2 separate regions of the Homo sapiens genome follow, and region 1 is linked to region 2. The links are chromatin loops, found by intact Hi-C in ENCODE. Cell type or tissue: Calu3. All regions are shown on one strand.

Region 1 (4,000 bases), 360 kb before region 2:
GGGTGTGCAGAAGCCCTGAGGCAGGAATGAATTCAGCAGGTTTAAGTATAGAAATGAGGCCTGTGTGCTTGGAAGGGAATGTGCCCAGGAAGGATGGGGGAGCCAGAGTGGGCTGCTGGGGTTTGGGGTGCACTTTAGAATCCCCTGAACAATGTGGGAGCTCCTGGCCTGGGGCCTAGCCATGGTCGCTGGCAAGCTCTGCAGGTGATCCTGGTGAGAAGCCGGGACACAAATACCTGATGGCCGCTGACGGATTTGAGAAGCAGATACGCAAAAATGATCTGAGTGTCAACCATAAAACTCAGGAGTTGAGCTTTGTTTCTTCTCAGTCTATGCATATAACACCTTTAAAATGTTTCTTTCTGACATTATGAATCTTGACTTCATGAAACTAAGAAGAAATATAAAGAAAACAAGTTATTCTGGGTGAAATGTTCTCATGCTGGGTCATTAGCAGTTGCAGAAAAAAAAAAACCCATTATCTCCTTGCTAACTATTTTCCAACAACGTTAAAGATTTTATGACATTTATTTTATTGAAAATAATTAGTGCCTGCCGGCCTGGCAGGCAGCTGAGAGGAAGGCACTGTCCCCAGAGCCCTCTGCTGCAGCCTCTACCCAGGTCCAGGGGCTGCCGTTCCTGCATCTGCGCTTATCCCCGCAGGCGCTTTTGTAGCGGGTGTTAGTGGCTCTTGGCTGATTAACAAAGATAAGTTTAATTTTACCCTTAGATGGGAACACGGAGATTCAGTCTTATCTGATGCCTGCCAACTTCAGGCTCTTCTGTCTAAATTATGGGAATTTGGATTTCCTTGGCTGTCCACCATCAGAAATCAGTAGATTTCTGCAAAGGAAACCAAACAGGACTCCAGCTGTCCAGGTACCATCTGCCAGAAATGGGTTGATGCTACTTCTATTTACAAAAATACTGGCTGTGGAGTGTGTGTCTGTCCCACAAATCCAAGGCTTTCTAGCCTGGCCCTGGGGGTCCAATGTAGGGAGGGAGTTCAGCTGTGAGGCGCAGGCCAAGCCTGTGCTGTGCCTGGGGGAGATGCTCAGGGACCTGGCAGCCACTCATGGAAACTCTGCGTGGCACATCCTCAGGAGAAATCCAGGCCACCCACAGCCTGTGGGGCTGTAAGTGGACAATTTGCTGCTTTGAGTCTCAGTTTCCTTGTCTGAAAAAGGGCCTGATGATAGAGCTTGCTTCTTAATTTCAGCTGTGTTTGTCCTATGCTCTGCCACATTAACTGGGGCAACTTGGTTAGAAGCAACCCTGGCCCCGACCTGATCCCCTTCACTGTGGGGCCCTGGCCAGTTTTCTATGGGGATGGGAGCCCCCAGCCGGGCTGATCCACAGCTGCCCTCATGGGATTGGTTGAGTGATGCAGCACTTTGGCCACCATCCCCTGACCACGCCTGGCTCCTAGTGCCCTTGGGGGTCCTGAGCTTTTGGCTGTGGGAGCAGAAGTCCCAAGGGAGGCTCTAAGAATAGAGTCCTTTCCAAAACTCTCATTTCCAAAGTCTGAACTGACTTTGCAATACTAAATAAATATTGAACGAAGTTGACCTTCTCTCTCCTGCCAGAATTTTCAGCTTCTTTTTCTAAAATCCATGCTAATAGCTTCTGAACCTTTTCCTCTGCGAGAAACCCCCTCTTTTTCAAAATACTTGCTGAAAAGTCGATATCTCGTAAAAGACAAATGCATGAAACTACCAGGAACTTAGGAAGTCCAAGGGAGTCTGAGAAAAATCATAACTTGGTAAGAAAATCTTAAAAAATATTTTTATTAGCTTCTTGAGTAATGGAATTTAGTCAGGACTTCAGACAGAGCCAAATATGAAATTTGTTGTTATTTAATATTATCCAACATGAAACTGCTCTCCATTTTAAGCAATGGTTTAAATGTTAATTTTCATTAGGGATCTTTCTGCTTTCAGGAAAAATAACAGTCAAACCTAGCGCAAACTTGATTAGGTGATTGTTTTGCTTAAAATCCCCAGAGATTTAAGGTTAGAGATTTCATTCTCATTGTCCTTTGGCTCTGACCGAGGCTTCTCACCTTTCAGTCTTGCTGTTGACTGCTGTCTACTGTCTACCTGCCTCCATTCCGTGCCTCCACAACTGCCCCCAACCAGTTTCCAACTGGAGGGGACTGGCTCCTCCATGGAACCCTGGAAATCTTGCATATATCCACCAGGCCATGTGGCAAGACTGTCACTGTGGCTAAATCCAAATCTTTGCAGAGTGTCTTGTGGTCCTCTTAGACCATGGGATTGATCATGGAGGCTTATGAGAAGCTGCCATTTCTCAGTTGCTTCCCTGGGATTGAGGAGGCTGTGGTGAAAGTTTCTCATGGCCTCCTGGCTTCTGACGAGACCTCCCTTTGGGCACAGCTACAGGTGATAGAGCTGCTTTGCCACAGGGTGGCAGGGTGTCCCATCCCTCATTCCTGTTGCTGTTGTTTCTGCACTGTCTTGAACAGGGACCTGGGGAGCTGGCACGTGCAGCTCCTCCTCTTTTTGCCGTTCATGGGCCCAGTAAACTCTCCTGGCCTGAGAAGGGCTCCTTGTTTCTCTGCCTGCTGAATCAGTCCTGTCAGCCTCTGCTTTGTCTTGTTCTTGATATCTCCTCTCCTCCCTGCTCCCGGCCCTCTCCCTGAGATTCAAGTCTGTGTTTGGGGCTCTTCACTTGCTCTGTGGCACCTCTTTCTGAGATGCTGCTTGCCTATCCTAACTTCAAACTGTGGAGTGGTCTGTCTTCTCTGTAGTGTCTTTGCTCTGCCCTGCCCAGCTATGGGCTGGAATCTCCAATGTTTCAAGTGATGAAAGTGGTAGAATATGTCACCTTTGAAAATGGGGAAACTGCCCTGTCTCCCTCAGCCACACAAAGCACCAGCAGGGGCAGGACACCAGGGGTCTTGGCTGAGGTCCTTTTCAGCTCTGAAAGCTCAGTATCCATCCAGAAGCGCACCAGTCTCCTTGGGAGCTTTAGAGCAGATGACAAGATTGTTGGATACAGGTGGCCAAAGGAGCCCTTTTTTCTTGGGACATTGAAGAAACAGATTAAAATGCTACCTGCACATGTGGTACTTAAAACCCCGCTGTGCTCCTGAATTCCCTCATTCGTAAAATGGTAATACCAATATTTATCTCTCCACCTGTTGAGAGGACCCCAGAAAGGTGTCTAGGAGGACACTCTGCCCCTCCAGGACCTGCCACCCCATGTCCTATGGGAAAAGCACAGACATGGGATCCGAAAGATCCTAGGTCTTGCTCTAAGTCTCTCCCTCAACAGGTGGGAGAAAACCTTAGTTTTCTTATGTACCATATGAATGTAGCATTAATAGCTAACTTATGAGGTTTCTGTGAAGATCAGTGAGATTATTAGCAAAAATATATATGAAAGTTCCCAGGCCATAGGAGACACATAATAAATGTTAACTGAATTGATGTTTGAAGTTGTAGGCTTTGCACATCCTATTGGCTTAAAACTAATTAGAGATACGTGCTCTCACCAGGAAATAAGTACCTAACACTCTTACCACATCGTCTTAGGAAGGCAGTGTGGAGCTGCTTGATGGCCTCTGAGTCACATTGCTTCCCTAGAAGCTTATTGGCCAGAGTTGCAAAGTTCTGCTGCCTGAGCCATCTGAGGGCTGTGTCTGCTGTGCTGGTGCCCATCCATGTTGGAGCAGAAAGGACCCTAGCTGAAGCTCAGAGGCTGTGACTGGAGCCACGACAGGAAGGGCAGGCTGCTGCTTCTGCAGAACCAGAGGCCTGGGGGAGAGGCCCCAGAGCTCAACACAAAAGCCCCAGATGAAGCCCTAGTGAGGCCAAGTCCTGTCTGAGACTCTGCCGTTGGGGTTGCCTGTGAGTGGCTGACACTGACCCCTGCCCCCAGCCCCTTTATTGGGATTCTGCTGTTCTCATCCCTGTCCCCTGGTGCAGCTACACACATTTGCTCAGAAAGAGAGCCCCCAGCAGCTTAGATTTCAAGA
Region 2 (4,000 bases):
GCTTCCAGCCAACATAATATGGTAAAGCCATAGGATGTCACCTTGTCATTAGTTTATAAAACATGATGCTTCCATGTTGCTAACAAATTCTATTGCCTTCTCAGTTCCTTGCTTTGATGAAGCAAGCTGCCATGTTGGAGACAAATGACTGAGGACAATGTCCGGCCAACAAGCAGAAAGGAAATGAATCTACCACCAACTATGTGGACATGGAAGTGGATTCTTTTCCTGTTGAGCCTTCTGATGACTCCAGCTCAGCCGATGCCTTGATGCAGCTAGGTGAGAGACCTCCAGCTAGGTGACCAGCCATCCAGTTGGCCCTGGACTGAGGGAAGTGGCTGGGATGCAGGGCTTTCTATTGTCTAACTGATGCAGTTTCTAGAAACCCATCCCAGCATGCCTGGAAATGAATTTTTTGGGATGAAGTCTTTTTGGTGCTAAGACAGGGAAAATCCTGGGCAAATTCTGATGAGTTGTTCATCTTACGCAAGAGACCCAGGTAACCTGTGCCTGGATTCCTGATCCACCGAAATCATGAGCTAATACATATAGGCTGTTTTAGGCTGCTAATTCCTGTGGCAATTTGTTGCCGGCAATAGATAGGGAGATGGGAAGGGATTGGGCTGAATATAATAAACATATTAGAAATGCAACGGGTTTTGTTTTGTGTGACAGACCAGGGAGTTTAGATTATTCATGGGCAATAAAGTACGACCATGAGTTCTTTTTTTAAAGATTATTTTTGATTAACAAATCGTAACTACTTACACTTATGAAATGTAATGTGATGTTTTGATAGAAGTATACAATGTGGAAGGTTTAAATCAAGCTAATTAGCATAACCATCAGCTTGCTTGGATACCAAGAGTTCTGAGCATGAAGGTGCCAGGCTTGGTCACTGCTTTGCACAGTCTTCTCATCTAATACTAATTAAAATAGAAATTTAACAATAACCCATACTCTGAGTACTTAATATGTGCCAGTCTATGGACTCTGTCCTTACACACCTTATTAGATCTTCCTCAAATGTTCATTAAATTTTGTCTATATTTCAGAAATTGGAAAAATAAGGCTTGGAAATATTAAGGAATATGTCTGAGGTCATTCATTCAGTCAGTGGGGGGCATGATTTGAATGTTCCTCTGTGAACCATGATGAAGGAGATAGGAGAGTCAACTTTTAGGACTGATGCAATTTTCAGGTCTTGAGAAATGAACCAAATTTCCATGTGGCATGGTTACTCTAATTGTAGAGATTTCAAATGAAGATGACGTTTACCTTTTCTCCATTATTAGCTGATGTTCCAAAATATTTATGTCTTCACTTGAGGGAAGATAAAGAAGTCAGGGGATTAGTTGCCAAACTAGATGTAAAGCCACGTGCTTGCGCATCCTGCACAGAGGGTAACCAAGCATTTCCTTCTGGTAGTCCTGTGTGGTGGCACAGAGACAGGTGAGGGTTTCCTTCAGGAACACACACACCATTGTGCATCAAAGGAAGAGCAGATGTGGGTGAGAATGATAACAGTAGTATTAAAGGAGTTCAATTGTAGTTAATTCAAGAAAAAAGAAGTACACAAAACTGTAAATGAGAGAGAGAAGTAGAAATGGTTCGGGGGGAAGTTAAATAATTGTATAGATTACTGTGTGCAAATACATGTGAAAACCTCTATGTGACTTTAGGGAACTATAAACATTCAAATAACCCAAGAAGAGAGAAATAAAATGTAAATGACTCCACATCTTATAAATCTTAATGATTAATGATGGAGAAAAACTAAAAACACTCAGATAGTCTTCTATATAAGAATAAGAGCAGTTTCATGGGTGAATCTTATAAAAGAATAAACTTTATGTGAAGATATACTTATTTAAATTCCTCAGTAAAGTGATGATGTATTTTACCTCTTATATTAGTAATATTTAAGAAGTTTTATAATATTTAGTACTAATTTTTATCAAAATGTAGAAACTATTCCGAGTCAGCAACTCTACTTCTTTTAATTTTTCCTACAAATTTCATGCAAAAGTATGCACACTTAGGAAGTTTTGTCTGTAATAACAAAATACAATTAATGACCAGGTGATAATTGGTAATAGTGGAAGATAAATGATCTGTGAAATCTGTGAAAATCCATGGGGATATAAGAAACAATAAAATGTGTTGACATGAGCTGACATGGAAATAAATTGAGGGAATGTGACTAAATGTTTTTAAAGCAGACTATAGAATGAGTATCTGCAGTATGATTTTTTAAAAGTAGATAAAAAGGTAGAGAAAGCTAGATCAAGAGAGAGAAAGACACAGAGGTCAAGAGAGAAGAGTACAGAATTAAGAATAGAGAAGAAGATGGAAATTGGCATAGGGATAAAAGTAGGATATGGAAAGAGATAGAGACAGGGAAGATAGAGACAGAAGTAGAGCGTGAAATAGCTGGAGCTACCCATTGTGTATGTGCAAGGGAAACCTCTAGAGGCATGTACAGGAGCCTGCTCCTAATTTTTCTCTAGGGAACAAAACTGTGGATTTAATATCAGCTGCAGACCGACAATTAGTTGTCTTTAAATTATAAAATATTTCAGATATATGCACATATAAGACATAATAAACATAATTGCTTCTCTAATTGCTAGTAAAATAAAACGTTACAAAACCATTGTCTTTCATAGCCTTCCAAGGTTGAGTCCCCTCTCTTCTTTCTAGAGGTCACCATGACCTTGAATTACGTCTTGTAACATCTTACATAAGACATTATGGTGTTGAGGGGTTTGAGGGAGTCCAGCTGTGGCTGCAGGTCCCAGGGTTTCCAGTCCACCTTACCAGTGGTAAAGTTGAGGTATATGCACACACATACACACATGCATATATATGAAACTGTAAAAATATGTTACCATCTTTGTATATTTTTACATTTGTAGAATAGTAACATTATATATATACTTTTATGACTTTTGTTTTTTCTACTCTTATTATCACTACTCCCAGGCCAACATATTCTTTGATTGTATGGTTCTTCCTCTACTTTTTATATTTTTTTCTTATATTTAAATATCTTTTCATATGGATACCTGCATTTCTAAGGCAGTCATTTTCACTGCTTACACCGGGATGAAGACCTAGCAACCTGCTTGAGCCTTCTCTGGTGGCAGCATCATGAGAACCTGTCTGGCCGCCACCGTGACTTGTAAAGTTGCCGTGACTCTCCCTGCGCACATCTCCTTATGCTCATGTTTCTTCCTAGAGTAGGTACACTCTCTTCCTAGAGGAGAGAAATGGAATTGTTGGATTGCATCACAGATACATTTTTTAATATACTCAATATTTCCAAATTTCTCTTCAGTTTGCAGAAATACACACATAGTGTTGAAATGCTCCTTGCTCTATATTTGTACCAACATTTTCTTTTGTAGAAGTTTTTTACTTCAGCTTATATTTATGAAATAGTATCAATATGAGATCTTAATTCCAATTTCTTTTTTCTTTTTTTTTGACGGAGTCTCGCTCTGTTGCCCAGGCTGGAGTGCAGCGGCGGGCTCTGGGCTCACTGCAAGCTTCGCCTCCCAGGTTCACGCCATTCTCCTGCCTCAGCCTCCCGAGTAGCTGGGACTGCAGGCACCCGCCACCACACCTGGCTAATTTTTTTGTTTTTGTATTTTTAGTAGAGATAGGGTTTCACCCTGTTAGCCAGGATGGTGTCGATCTCCTGATCTCATGATCCGCCCACCTCGGCCTCCCAAAGTGCTGGGATTACTGGCGTGAGCCACCCCGCCGGGCCCCAGTTTCTTAATTATTACCAATGTCTGTCATGTGGAAGAAATTATTATTCCATTTTCCTCTGTGTCTAGACATGTGGAAGGCTGCACTTTGTACCCCCATTTTAATCTTTTTTTGGGTGAAGGGATGAAAAAGTCACATAATTATCTTTGGCTCTCTTCTTTGAAAAGTTTACATGTGGTTTGGCACCTCCTTTGAAAGGCAGCAGCTTTCTCATGTTAACACC

What was found. A loop is a pair of places that touch in the nucleus more often than their neighbours do. Peaks named below come from ENCODE experiments on the same cell type or tissue, not always from the same donor. Only the 100,000 strongest peaks of a DNase experiment are listed, where the experiment ranks them.
Region 1: it touches region 2 in a loop (13-fold over the local background); 4 of 110 quality-filtered maps call a loop at or near these places.

The regions. Positions count from the first base shown.
Region 1 is chr7:45,982,417-45,986,416 of GRCh38, forward strand. The region is part of intron 3 of LOC102723446 (a long non-coding RNA gene); the gene reads left to right. Among named protein-coding and RNA genes, the nearest start is that of IGFBP3, 63 kb to the left of the region's middle. In Calu3, no CTCF peak of the experiment used is centred here; DNase peaks (open chromatin) are centred at 2,435 and 3,625.
Region 2 is chr7:46,345,531-46,349,530 of GRCh38, forward strand. No RefSeq gene overlaps it. Among named protein-coding and RNA genes, the nearest start is that of IGFBP3, 430 kb to the left of the region's middle. In Calu3, no CTCF peak of the experiment used is centred here; no DNase peak of the experiment used is centred here.